2 separate regions of the Homo sapiens genome follow, and region 2 is linked to region 1. Evidence: chromatin contacts called from ENCODE Hi-C data. All regions are on one chromosome and are shown on one strand. The core of a region is the stretch at or near the end of the contact, and the rest is flanking DNA. Distances in the headings are between cores, read along the strand shown.

Evidence for each region. A loop is a pair of places that touch in the nucleus more often than their neighbours do. Pooled maps may share reads with other maps.
Region 2: a loop to region 1 is called in a pooled map, with 7 times the contacts of the local background. The contact joins two enhancer-like sites. A Hi-C loop is called at or near these places in 4 of 37 single-sample maps with no recorded cell type and 4 of 50 pooled maps.

Annotation. Positions count from the first base shown.
Region 1 is chr13:42,547,303-42,550,394 of GRCh38, reverse strand. No RefSeq gene overlaps it. Among named protein-coding and RNA genes, the nearest start is that of TNFSF11, 25 kb to the left of the region's middle. RefSeq lists an enhancer at 995-1,044. Within about 2 kb of position 1,439, at least 3 of the 41 ENCODE cell types and tissues checked have a DNase peak (open chromatin) inside an H3K27ac peak, as active enhancers do.
Region 2 is chr13:43,044,186-43,047,277 of GRCh38, reverse strand. The region is part of intron 1 of DNAJC15 (DnaJ heat shock protein family (Hsp40) member C15); the gene reads right to left. Among named protein-coding and RNA genes, the nearest start is that of DNAJC15, 22 kb to the right of the region's middle. RefSeq lists enhancers at 454-1,129, 1,471-1,530, 1,631-1,680. Within about 2 kb of position 1,602, at least 16 of the 41 ENCODE cell types and tissues checked have a DNase peak (open chromatin) inside an H3K27ac peak, as active enhancers do.

The sequences.
Region 1 (3,092 bases), core at 190-2,689:
CTTGATTCCTATGTTAAGCTATAATTTATAGTCTTGCAGCCAACACAATCTTCAAAAAAATGTAACCTTTTATCATCTTAAAGTGGGCCATTCAACTTCCTCCTCACCAGATCCAGTAACTTCAGTTTCTTTAAACTTTTAACTTCTCCCCAAGGAGAGATGGGATTCCAGGATCTCAAGGAATTACAATCAATCCTGGATGGAGAAGCCTGCATATGACAAGACTCCACAAATAGGATGGAAGAGCATTTGGAGTCCATTTTCCCAGGAAATCACAGGCTGCCTGGACATGCTGTTCTCAAATGTATATTCTTCCCAGCTCTTGAAGGACCACTATCCCTGCTTCCACCATAGAAAAGGGAAAACAGATGCAACGACCATATTGATAAAACCCCAAGCCAGCATGATTGTTCTGGCAAACACAAATGTAGATACAAAGGCAATGGGGCTTAATATATTTTAAATCAAGGCCATCCCAACTGATATGTATTTAGTCTATTTGTAGACATTTCAACAAATAGGCACGAAGAGTCTGATAGTGCCAGGCACTGTGGTGATGCTGGGTGTGCAATAGCCAACCGCATAGGCACAGCCTCTATCCATGCGGAGTTTAGTTTCTGTGGGTAAGTGAGTATGTACAAGAAGTGCCATGATGCAGTCAGAGGGGGAAGCCTTCCTGCCCAGCTGGAAAGCCTGTGGACGACACAATGCAATCTGACCTTTCCATCATCAGCCCAACCAGCCCCACTCCCATGCCCTCCCACACCTTCAGAAGAGAAATCTTTGTTCATTTCTTTTACTTCTCTGCACATCACATGCTATTGAGAAGCACTGAGACAGAGCACAATCAAAGAGGCAAAGCACTGGATTTCACTGAGACACCAAATCTGAAAACAGGAGAGGAGACAGCCCTTGCTGACCCCTTTCAGCCCCCACATTCAATGTGTCCACAAAGGTAGACAGTAAACAGGAAAACTCACCACCACCCTCACTGTGACCTACTATCTTGGAGGCCAGACTGGCAAATCTCCTATGCAAATAAAGCCTCTTTGCTGGATGTCTAAGGCAGGTTTTATTTGCAGAGCAACTGACCAAATCCTGGGGCTCTGATGAGAGCCCAGACCTTCCCGGACCTCTCCGCAGGACCCTGGGTCGTCCTGAGCGTGTCTGCTCATAGTGCTAGTCTGTCCAGGGGTGTTTGTCATCTGCTTCATTGTATGTCTGTTTGTCTGTTTGTCTTCTCTCCAAATCTTTAGCAATTCAACAATAAACACCAGAAACCTAACTCTACTCAAAACATTCACAAAGGCGCTGCAACCATGCTTAATGGCATTGAAGCGAAGGAAGTGGGGCTGGGGGAAACAGGGTGTTGGTGGGTGTTCCCAGTTCCTATGGTCACAGCCTTAGCCACAGCCTTGAAACACACAGTATCGGGTTCTCAGCTAGCCCCCTTGGCGGGGAGAGCTGGGAGTTTCTGACCTCCTTTGGGGTTAAGGCTGCTGGTCTCAGTCTGTGCGTAAGCGAGTGGTCACAGTCCTTAATTGCAAAGGGGAAGTGGTCAGAAAACACACTCTGTCCTGGCAAGATTGATAACTTGTAAGATACTTTGGAAGAATGCCAGAAAGTAACACTGAGGTTGTCTATGAAACTAAATATACATACATCACTTACAAGTTTGCTTATAATTTCCAACATGTTCTGAAAAGAAAAAGAAAGGAAGCAGAGGGAAAGGAATTAGAGGTAGAGTTCACAACAAAGCCAATAGAATTCTCTGCCATTTCCTTTTTTGAGTGAAGAGATCACTTTAAAATAATAACATCTAACAAATCCAACAATTACTATGTTCAGGGTCCTAGTCAATGCATTTTACATGTATTGACTAATTAATTAATCATAATAGTTTTAGACACCAGTCCTTTATTTAAAATAAATAAATACTCCCATTTTATGGATAATGAAACTGAAGTCCAGAAAGTTAAGTCATATATAGGATCCCTAAGATCTAGTAAGTACTGGAGCCAGGATTTGTTCCCAGGCAAATGACTCGAGGTTAACACTAAACAATTACACCCTGCTAAAAGGGCTGAATAATTTCTATCAAATTCAAAATGAATTATCCCATGGCAAAGGGACATAGGATTTGGATCATGCTGCTAATGAAGTTGTTGTTACCAAGATCAAGACACAAGGATCAAGAGCAGTTTTAAACTGGACACTGAGGCTCAGTGAGGCCCATAAGCTGGGAAGTATATTGCTTTGGCGCTACCTTCACATTTCTTATGAAGAAAGCAATCTAGAGAAAGTCAGTAAACTTTGACCATATGAAGTTTCCAGTTTGATCTCGAATGTTGTTTCTGTTTGGGGCCACCATGCTATCTGAGCTGTCATTTTGTTACCTGACTGAAGGTAAAGGAGTTATTGCCAGGGCATGCTGTAATATTCCTCCTGGAGTTCAAAGTAGTTAAGTCTAGAAATAAAATAAAACCTTATAAGCTAGTAGACAGTGAAATTGAGACCACAAAGCACACTTGGTGATCATATGCCCACACTTTGTCTTCCAGGAAAAACATGAGAAAGAGTGATTCTGTCTTTATGAGCTGGCTCTGCTTGAAATGAAAGTGAAGGGTGAGGCTCCCAGTCTCCACTTTTCATCTCTGAAGGCTGGTGAACTTTCTGGAGACTGCCTGGAAGCCTGCATTGGGGTGACCTACATACTGCGTTAAGTCCAACAACAGTTTATGGAGTATCCACTGTATGAAGAAGGCCATGCTAAATACTGTGCAGGACACAAAAATTGAAAAGACAAAGGCTGAGCCTTCCAAGAGCCCATCGGGCTAAGAGTCATAACTGTCTGCATTGGAAGTCTGGCTGGGAAACAAGTCCTGAGACTTTGAGTTAGAGGGGAAATAAATGAAGAGATGGGAGAAATGTCTGGGGATTGTGAGGTTTGAACGGGACTGTGCAAGTGAGTAGAATGTCTTTAGGTGAAAAAGGGAAAAGGAAGAAGTTTAAGTTGAAGAAAATACCTAGAGCCAGAGGCGAGGTGTGAGAAATACATGGTGAATCTTGGACTAACAGGGGTAGGCCAGCAC
Region 2 (3,092 bases), core at 353-2,852, 500 kb before region 1:
CTTCCAACATGTAGGCTTCCGGAGGTAGGGACTGTGTTTTATTTCTTTGGATTTCCAAAATCTAGCAAAGCGTCATTTTCTAAAAGTTTGTATAATGACATGAAAATGATCTTAAGAAACTTTACCACTGTTACGGGCGGGTCTTTGGTCTTAGAGCTCCCAACATGGGGTGGGCCGCTCCCAAAATGACGGCAAGCCTTTTGTTCTCTGACCTGGGGTTCTTGGCCTCACAGATTCCAAGAAATTGAACCTTGGGCCATGTGGTGAGTATTATAGCTATTAGAAGCTGTGGGTCATGGAAGAGAACGGTGGAACCCAGCAACCAGTGTTCAGCTCGATTAGGGCACTTAGCCGTGCAGTAACAAAGGCGAGCCTTTAGCCTGATCAGGTGCGGCAATGTGCACCTCACTGGATCAGAAACGCAGTGGACACCCTGCTGGATCCAGAGGGGTGTAAGTCAGCGGCAGGTCTGCGACGGCAGCAAACAGCAGCGGTGGACAGCGAGCAAAAGCTCAGCTCGAACCGTAACAAACACGGACCAGAAGAGTGTGCAGTTGCAAGATTTAATAGAATGAAAACAGAGCTCCCGTACAATGTGAGAGGACCCAAAGGGGGTTGCCCACTCTCTGCTCCAATGCCTGGGTTTATATCCCAATCACTGCCCCTCCCCCTGTGCTCTCAGGCGATATATGATTTGACTATTTCTTTACCTCCTGCTTTTAGCTTAATTTGTATTTTAGTGAGCCCTCTTTACTACCTGATTGGTTGGGCGTGAGCTGAGTTACAAGCCCTGTGTTTAAAGGTAGGTGCGGTCACCTTCCCCAGTTAGGCTTAGGAATTCTTAGTCGGCCTAGGAAGTCCAACTAGTCCTGTCTCTCACCACCACCGAGATGTCTCTTGTAGCTCATATTTTATGTGTACCATACTGGTGACCGAAATTATGTTTTGAAATGGGAAAATATAATGGACAATGCTAGTTAAACTTAATTAAAAATCTAACATATGGTCATGCTTCAAAATATCCTGGACCAGGTAAATATATTCAAAAGTCTCACGGAAGACAAAGAAAATAAAGTTAGGACCTTATGTCTGGTAAATTTCCTTACAAAAAAAAAAAAATGAAGATAATCCACAGGTTATGTGGAAAACATGAAAGAATAACTAATTTGTTAAACAAACATTAAGGAAAATAAACTCCCAATAAAAAGGTTAGGTAATTTAGCAAACAGGCACTTGAAGGCTATTTCCCATCTCTGACTGGTTCATTAATTAATTCAATAAATACTCAGTATTTACTATGTGCCAGTCATGATTTTAAGCCCTAGGGATATATCAGACAAAATCCCTATCCTCATGAAGGTACATTTTAGCAAGAGAGACAGACAACAAACAATTTTAACAGGAAAAATATATAATTATTTTACGCAGTGATTTGTGCTATGGAAAAAAATTAAGCAGATAAAGAAGTAGGTATGTGTTTGTATGGTGAGAGTGAGGGAAGAGAGAGACCCTCTCACATTGTTTTATATTTTATACTCAGTACCTGTTTTAAGAAAAAAACAAGGAAGTGAAATCAAAGACAGGCAGCCTGGCCCCAGGCCCAAAACCACGCCCGAGCCTGCATGGCCTAAACCTAGTAGTTAAAAATCAACTCATGACTTAGAACCCGATGTTACCCATAGATTTCAGGCATTGTATGGAAGAACATTGTGAAACTCCCTGCTCTGTTCTGTTTCACTCTGACTACCAGTGCATGAAACCCCGTCACATATCCCCTAGATTGCTCAATCAATCACAACCCTTTCATATAAAATCTTTAGTGTTGTGTGCCCGTAAAAGGGACGGAAATTGTGCACTCGGGGAGCTTGGATTTTAAGACAGTAGCTTGCCGATGCTCCCAGCTGAATAAAGCCCTTCCTTCTACAACTCGATGTCTGAGAGGTTTTGCCTGCGGCTTGTCCTGCTACAAGAGCAACAAATTTAAAGTGAGTAGGGCAAGCTTCACTGAAAAAAATGACTTTTGGAAAAAAATTAAAGCAAGAAAAAGGATTCCTTAGATTTTGGACTAGCAATGGGAACAAGTGTAAAGTCCCTAAAGCACAGGTGTGCCCAGTGTGCCTAACGAATAGCCAGAAGGCCAGTGTGCATACAGCAGGAAGAGAAAGAGAAAAAAATAGGCAACAAGGTCGAACAGGTCACAAGGGGAGCAGATCATGCTGGGCCTTATATGGTCAACATAAAGACTAGCTTTTCTCCGAGTGATACAGTACATCATTGTTTTGAGCAGAGGCCTAAGATTATTTCAATTAAAATTCTAAGGATCATTCTACTTGTCATGTTGAGAATAGATTGTAGAGGATGAAAAGCAGAGGCATGGGGATGAGTTGTAAGTCTATTAAAATAATCCATGAAAGAGATAATGGTCACTTGGGCTACAGCGATTAATGATGGAAATGAGGAAAGTGGTGAGATACTAGATAGAGTTCGGAGGTAAGGCCAATAGGATTTGCTGAGACACTGGATATGGAGTCAAGGTTTTGAAATGAGAAAATATAATGGACAATGCTAGTTAAACGTAATTAAGAATCTAACATATGGTCATGCTTCAAAATACCCTGGACCAGGTAAATATATCCAAAAGTCTCTCGGAAGACAAAGAAAATAAAGTCTTTGCAACCAAAAGGAACTAAAAGGACCTTTTAGTTGTCTTGAGCAACTAAAAGGAAAAGAGAAGAGTCAAGGTTATTGTCTTGAACAACTAAAAGAATGACACTAACTGCCTTTTGCTGCAAGGACTGTGAGAGGTCTGTGGCAGAGAAAGGGTATGTCATGAACTCTCTTTTGGACTTACTTTCTAACAATATGCCGTGACGAGTATGATAAAGCCTAAGTGAAACAGTATGAGAATTCCTAACACCTAGAGGGTAAATGGAGAGGTCTCATCTACTAATGGAAAAGAAGAATGAGCCAGATGTTTGGAAAACATTCATTCTTTGTTATCTTGCAGTGAGTTAATTCTCAAGGGTTAATCACAAGCAAATCACTTTCTGCTGAACTCAGTGTTTTATGCTGTCTTACTATTAGGTTCAGTC